Linked DNA regions of Mus musculus: region 2 is linked to region 1. A link is a loop called in an ENCODE intact Hi-C map of the cell type or tissue named here. Cell type or tissue: left cerebral cortex. All regions are shown on one strand. Each heading gives the region's core, and the rest is flanking DNA. Links, peaks and the distances in the headings are about the cores only.

Evidence for each region. Peaks named below come from ENCODE experiments on the same cell type or tissue, not always from the same donor. Only the 100,000 strongest peaks of a DNase experiment are listed, where the experiment ranks them.
Region 2: a loop joins it to region 1, with 6 times the contacts of the local background. A loop is called at or near these places in 7 of 42 quality-filtered maps.

What each region holds. Positions count from the first base shown.
Region 1 is chr7:126,502,162-126,505,063 of GRCm38, reverse strand. It overlaps Atxn2l (ataxin 2-like), which reads left to right and starts at 1,627. Exons shown (of 22, transcript NM_001361487.1): 1 at 1,627-2,164. The coding sequence starts at 1,872. It overlaps 4930456A14Rik (a long non-coding RNA gene), which reads right to left and starts at 2,630. Exons shown (of 3, transcript XR_869939.3): 1 at 2,465-2,630. In left cerebral cortex, for the core only: a CTCF peak has its summit at 1,530; DNase peaks (open chromatin) are centred at 1,414 and 2,601; H3K4me3 peaks cover 2,035 bases; H3K27ac peaks cover 1,911 bases.
Region 2 is chr7:126,564,857-126,567,758 of GRCm38, reverse strand. Eif3c (eukaryotic translation initiation factor 3, subunit C) reads left to right here and starts at 1,393. Exons shown (of 21, transcript NM_146200.1): 1 at 1,393-1,411; 2 at 1,540-1,680. The coding sequence starts at 1,580. It overlaps Gm25579 (a small nuclear RNA gene), which reads left to right and starts at 610; the gene lies at 610-715. In left cerebral cortex, for the core only: no CTCF peak of the experiment used is centred there; a DNase peak (open chromatin) is centred at 1,307; H3K4me3 peaks cover 1,396 bases; H3K27ac peaks cover 1,104 bases.

The sequences.
Region 1 (2,902 bases), core at 158-2,657:
CAGAGGACTTGGCTTTGATTCTCAGCAACACAATTGCATGGCTTCTTATCACTGTTAACTCCAGTCCCTGGGACCGGATACCTGCTTCTGGCCTTCAAGACCAACACACATACACACACACACACACTCTACACCAACATACCTGCAAGGCAAACCACCCACACATACATTTTTATTTTGTACACTGCTACCAAATGACCTATTTATCTTTCCCCTGCTCCTATACTTTTTAGGAAGTGTATGCCGACTCTCACCTGACCCACTGGCCTCAGACTAAATATTTGAGGATGACTTTAAATTAATTCCATTTTTCCGCTTATGATGGGTTATTAATCTGAAGTGTAGATTTGGACTCATCTGTACTGCTATATTCAATTTCTTAGTGTCTACCCAATCCTAGATTTAATTTTTGGATTATGTTATCAATAAAGGGATTTTAGGTTAACATTCCATGACAAAGTCTGGCTGTGCTGATTTATGTCTGAATCATAGCACTCAGAAGGCAGACAGATCTCTGTGAGTTTTAAGACCACCATGGTATACACAAGGAGTTAAAAGCCAGCTACAGCTATAGAGTGAGGATTTCAGGCTCCAATCAAGCTCCATTTTTTCGTATGTCCTGTCAGATCCATTTCGTCTGTATAGAAATCCATTTTCCTGCCCTCTGTGTTTTACCAAGTACCTTTGCTCAAATTATATAAATCTTCCACTAGCTTGAGCTTTGAGTGGCTTAGTTACCCAAAGCATGGACTTTTCCATCAACTTTTCCTTTTGAAACAGGGTCTGCCCAGCTGACCTGATATTTATTATACAATGCAGGATAGCCTCAAACTTTTGATCCTCCTACCTTCCCTTCCTAGTACTGGAATTAAAGTTCTGAAGCACCATAGCTGCCCTAATTTTGAATGAGGGCTGCCTTAATAGGCAAGCACTATACCACGGTTTTCTAACCGTGTCTTGCTATGCAGCTGGATTCTGTAATATACTCTTAGTCAGTCTGGCTTTCAGACGGCTTGTATTGCTACTGTTCAGGGGGTCGCTCTCCCTGAAAGAATCACTGAATTTCAATTTAGAATTGGGCACATTTGTTGGGATGCACATATGCTCAGAATAGTCATTCTGACGCTCATTAATATTTTAAAGCAGTTAAGATGGAGAGCAGCACCTTTAAAAACCCACCTGCCTTAAGTTACCTGTACTAGGTTTTTCCAGTCCTAGGGATTTTTTTTTTTCTCTTGCTCCCGAGACTCCGCCCACCGGTCACCCAGTGGCGGAAGAACCTCACGCTACGACGTGACACCTCACACCACCGCGGAGACTTTCTGACGTTACGCTGGCGGCGTGGGAGGGGCGGGTCCGCCGGCACTTCCCCTTCCCGGCTTTGGCCCCGCCCACCCTCGTTGTGAAGCAACCGCGGCCGCCAGCATTTAAGGTGGCTCAGAACCTAGAGGTGCGCTAAGCGCCTGCGCGGCTCCTTTTCCGCCCCAGGGGCTAGGCCGGTCGGAGCCACGGCTCGAGCCTCTCCTCTGTTCCGGAACTAACCGCCTGGCGGCGCTCCCCGCGCCCCTCCCCCGCCGGCGCTTCCGCCCGCGCTCCTCCCTCTCCTTCTCCAGCGACGCGCACGCGCGCCAGGCCGGCTCGCGCCCTCTCGCTGTCCACCGGCCCGCGAGATCCCCCCTCCCCTTCCGCCTCGCGGCGCTTCCTCGCGCCGCCGTCTTCTCGATCCACCCCTGACACCGCGGGGCTCCCCCCGCCCGCCAACGGCGGGTCCCCTGCTTGGCGATCTCTTTCGCTTCCCGCGCTCTCCAGCAGGGGCCCGGCCCCAGGCCCTCTTTCCCTTCCCTCTTATTTCTCTTCCGGACGCTGCCATCATGTTGAAGCCTCAGCCGCCACAACAGACCTCCCAACCCCAGCAGCCGCCCCCCACGCAACAGGCCGTGGCTCGCCGGTCTCCCGGCGGGACCAGCCCTCCCAACGGCGGCCTCCCGGGACCGCTGACCGCCACCGCGGCTCCCCCGGGGCCTCCCGCAGCGGTCTCTCCGTGCCTGGGGCCTGCAGCCGCTGCCGGCAGCGGACTTCGCCGCGGAGCCGAAAGCATCTTAGCGGCGTCAGCGCCGCCGCAGCATCAAGAAAGGCCAGGGGCAGTGGCTATCGGCAGCGTCAGGTGAGGACGGGGCTTCCTGGCTAGGGAGAGCCCGGGAGGCAGCGCCCCGGCTTGGAGCTGTTGAGGGGGCTCTTGGGGGCCCAGGACCCCGTGAAGGAGGGGGTGGACCCTCGTGCCAACAGGTCGGAGAGAAAGCTCTCCGGGAGGTCTCCAGGAGCCTGGGGGCAGCGCTCGGCTCTCTGGGCCTAGTCACCTCTTGGGGGTCTGGGCCCTGAGGGGAGGCGGGGCGCATCCCGCCAGCTCCGTCGGCAAAGGGTGTTGGGGGGGTTGAGGAGGTGATGGGGTCCCTAGCTCCATTACCACGAAGGATCTCGCGGTCCCCGGCTTCAGCCAATGGGGAGTCAGCTGCATGAAGGGGTCCCCGACTGTAGCCAATGGGGGGGGGGCGCGCGGCCCACAGTTTGGCCAATGGGGAGGGAGGGACTTGGGAGCGGATTGTTCCCTCCTCTTCCCGGTGTAGCCAGTGAGAGGGGGACGGGGTGGGCGGGGGCGCGGAAGCAGCGGCTACTGGGAAGACTGCGGGCTGGGAAGCTCCTGCGCGCGCGCTCCCCGGGCGTACGTGCGCGCGGATGCTGTCTTATGACTCGGGCATTGGCTTGCCCCGGTAACACGTAGAGCAGAGGCGGAGGAGGGAGGGGTTATTTGGAGGGTTTAGGGGCGTTTGGTGTCGGTGAGTGGGGAGTGGGTGCCCTCGGTTTTTCTCGGTGTGTCAATGCGATAGAAAGAGGCACTGGACGC
Region 2 (2,902 bases), core at 207-2,706, 63 kb before region 1:
GGCTAGCAGGCTAAGGTGAAGCCTCAGGCCTCTGACCTCAAGGCCGTCTTTATATAAAACCCACCCAACAGTGCCATTTTGCTAGAATTATACTTCACTGTTTATTTTTGGGCACCCCAGACATCAGTTGGTGAAATGCTTGCCTAGTATGGATCTAGACCCTGGGTTCCATACCCAGTACTACAAAAATCTAGGCCTTGTATGTTGCAAAGGCCACTAGGAATTGGGGGAGGTGGGAGGTGGTAGGGTGGTAGTCAGGGGAGGTGGTCAGAAGACAACTATCAGGAGTTGTTTTTTCTATTCTGTGGCCATAGGGAACTAACTCAAGTTCTTACGCTTGGTGACAAGTGCTTTTTCATCTGAAACACCTCGTGGGTCCAGTGGCTAGCTAGTATATGCTCATTCTGCACAAGGTACTGTCCCACACACATCATATGTTCTCATTTTATTTTCCTAATATCAAATGAACAAGTGCTATTATTCCCCTTTGTTTGTAGCACAGGGAGAAGAGCAGAGAGAGATTAGAAGTTAGAAAGTTTGCCTAAGAAAACGGTAAAGACAGGATTCCAACACTCAAGATCTATGAAGTTTGCTTAAACCTGAGAAACCATGCTCTCTTCTGAAGCATATATATTAAAATTGGAAAGATAAGGTAAGATTAGTATGGCCCCTGCACAAAGATGTCACACAAATTTGTAAAGCGTTCCGTATTTTTAAAATCCTTTTCTAAAACAAAACAAAACAAAACAAAATGACAACAACGACACTCCTCCAAAACCTCGCAGGACATCGGCATCAAGCTGACACCAGCCCTTAGATTCTTACTCTGAAGTTAAGATGGGCGGCCAGAATACTTTTTGTTTTTTTGTTTTTTTTTTTTGTTTTTTGTTTTTTTTTTCGAGACATAGTTTCTCTTGGCTGTCCTGGAACTCGCTCTGGAGACCAGGCTGGCCTCGAACTCAGAGATCCACTTGTTTCTGCCTCCTGAGCGCTGGGATTAAAGGTGTTGAGCCACCTCCGCAGGCTTCAGAGCTTAGCTTTTTTTTTTTTTTTTTTTTTTTTTCTTTTTTTTTGGCCCAGTCTGGCCTTGAACCCATGATCCTCCTGCTTCACCCTTTCTAGTGTAGGGAATTACAGACGTGCACCATGGGGCGGTTACTAAATTCTATATTGTCAGTCTTGCAGCCTAGTCCGGGCGGTCCTAGTGAGCAGCCAGTCAGTCTTAGTTTAGATAAGATTTAGAACCTCGGCTACTAATTCGTCCCAGGCCGTGTATAGCGCAAAGGCCACTGGGAATTGTAGTTATTTAGCGCATTCTTTGGTGCTTCCGGGAAGTGACGCCCCCCCAACCTTTTCCTCTTCCGGCGTCGTGCCTGTCTCACCTGCTCAGAGGGACTCGGCAGCTTAGCTGGTTCGTGTCTCTTGGGCCTCGTGCTCCGTGGAGGGCAAGGGGGAGGCCGTGCAGGCGGGAACGGGGGTCCGGGTCGGGAGATGGTAGCCGCGGTTGCCCCCAAACCCTGACGCCGCGGGTTTCCTCAGGTTCCGGCCGCGAGCGCCTCAGCCCTTCAGCGCCGTCGCCATGTCGCGATTCTTCACCACCGGCTCGGACAGTGAGTCGGAGTCGTCCCTGTCCGGGGAGGAGCTCGTCACCAAACCGGTCTCCGGGAACTACGGCAAACAGTGAGCTGGGGGCGCGGAGGGGACGGGTTTGGCGGGCTGCGGGGGCTCGGGTGGGCGAGCGGAGCCATGGGCTGGGCGCGTCTGAGAAAGGAGCTCTCGCAGCGAGCTGGGGGAGCCCTCGGCGTCCTCGGTACCGAGGAGGAGGAGAGGTTTTCCGTTGCTTAGTATTGCATCAGCTCTTAAGGCCTCCAAGTCTGCAGCCTCGTAACTCCTGCCCACATTCCATCTCTCGCATCCCTTCCCGCCCCTTGACTGTGGCTTTCGGAAACTCCCCGTATCGTAAATCTTCCCACTAAGCTTAGTCGTTATGATTTGTACTCATGGAGGGAAACCCTCAGTGCTTGGTTAGTTTGGCCCTGAAATCCGGTCGTTTGGCTCTGCGTGCCAAATGCTAAACACTGCTGTGTTCATCTTTATTTACTGTCTTTTTCTCGATCTCTGTAAATTAAAACTTTTTGAACTTTGAAACAGTTCTCAAAACAACATTGTTTTTGCTGTGTACCTGAAGGGTTTTAAGACATACTTACCTCCACAGAGACTTTTTTTTTTTTTTTTTTTTTTTGGTTTTTCAAGACAGGGTTTCTCTGTGTAGCCCTGGCTGTCCTGGCACTCACTTTGTAGACCAGGCTGGCCTCGAACTCAGAAATCCGCCTGCCTCTGCCTCCCGAGTGCTGGGATTAAAGGCGTGCGCCACCACGCCCGGCGCTCCACAGAGACTTGTAGAGAATTGTAGATGAATATCCAGACATATCCATGTGACTGCGATAGCATAACACTGTCCAAAGTGGAAAAACTATCACTTGTCCCATATTAAAAAAAAATTGTCAGGAAAAGTTAATACCATGGAAAGAAAATAATAGAGACACTGTTGCTAACTGAATGCTTTCACCCATTATTGAAAAAAATACAATCAAAGAGAGTGTTAGAATTCACCAAAACTAGTGGCCTCTCCTATTTTGGGAAATGTTTCTTTTTAGAATCTGGCTAGGTACCAGCTCCTTGGAGCTTTTCCCATTTGTTAGAGTTAGGGGGCCTTTTGTCTGCTGCTTTCTTAGGTACTTGTAGCCATATGTGCTGTTAGACAGTTGTCTCATACAGTCTATAAGCCTTCTGTTACTTGTTCTTGGGGACATTCTTGTAGATACTGTCAGGGTTTACAAGAGACCTCATTTAGAGTTGCAGCTGCTTAAGATGAGTATGAAGAACAAGGATCAGAGAAGAA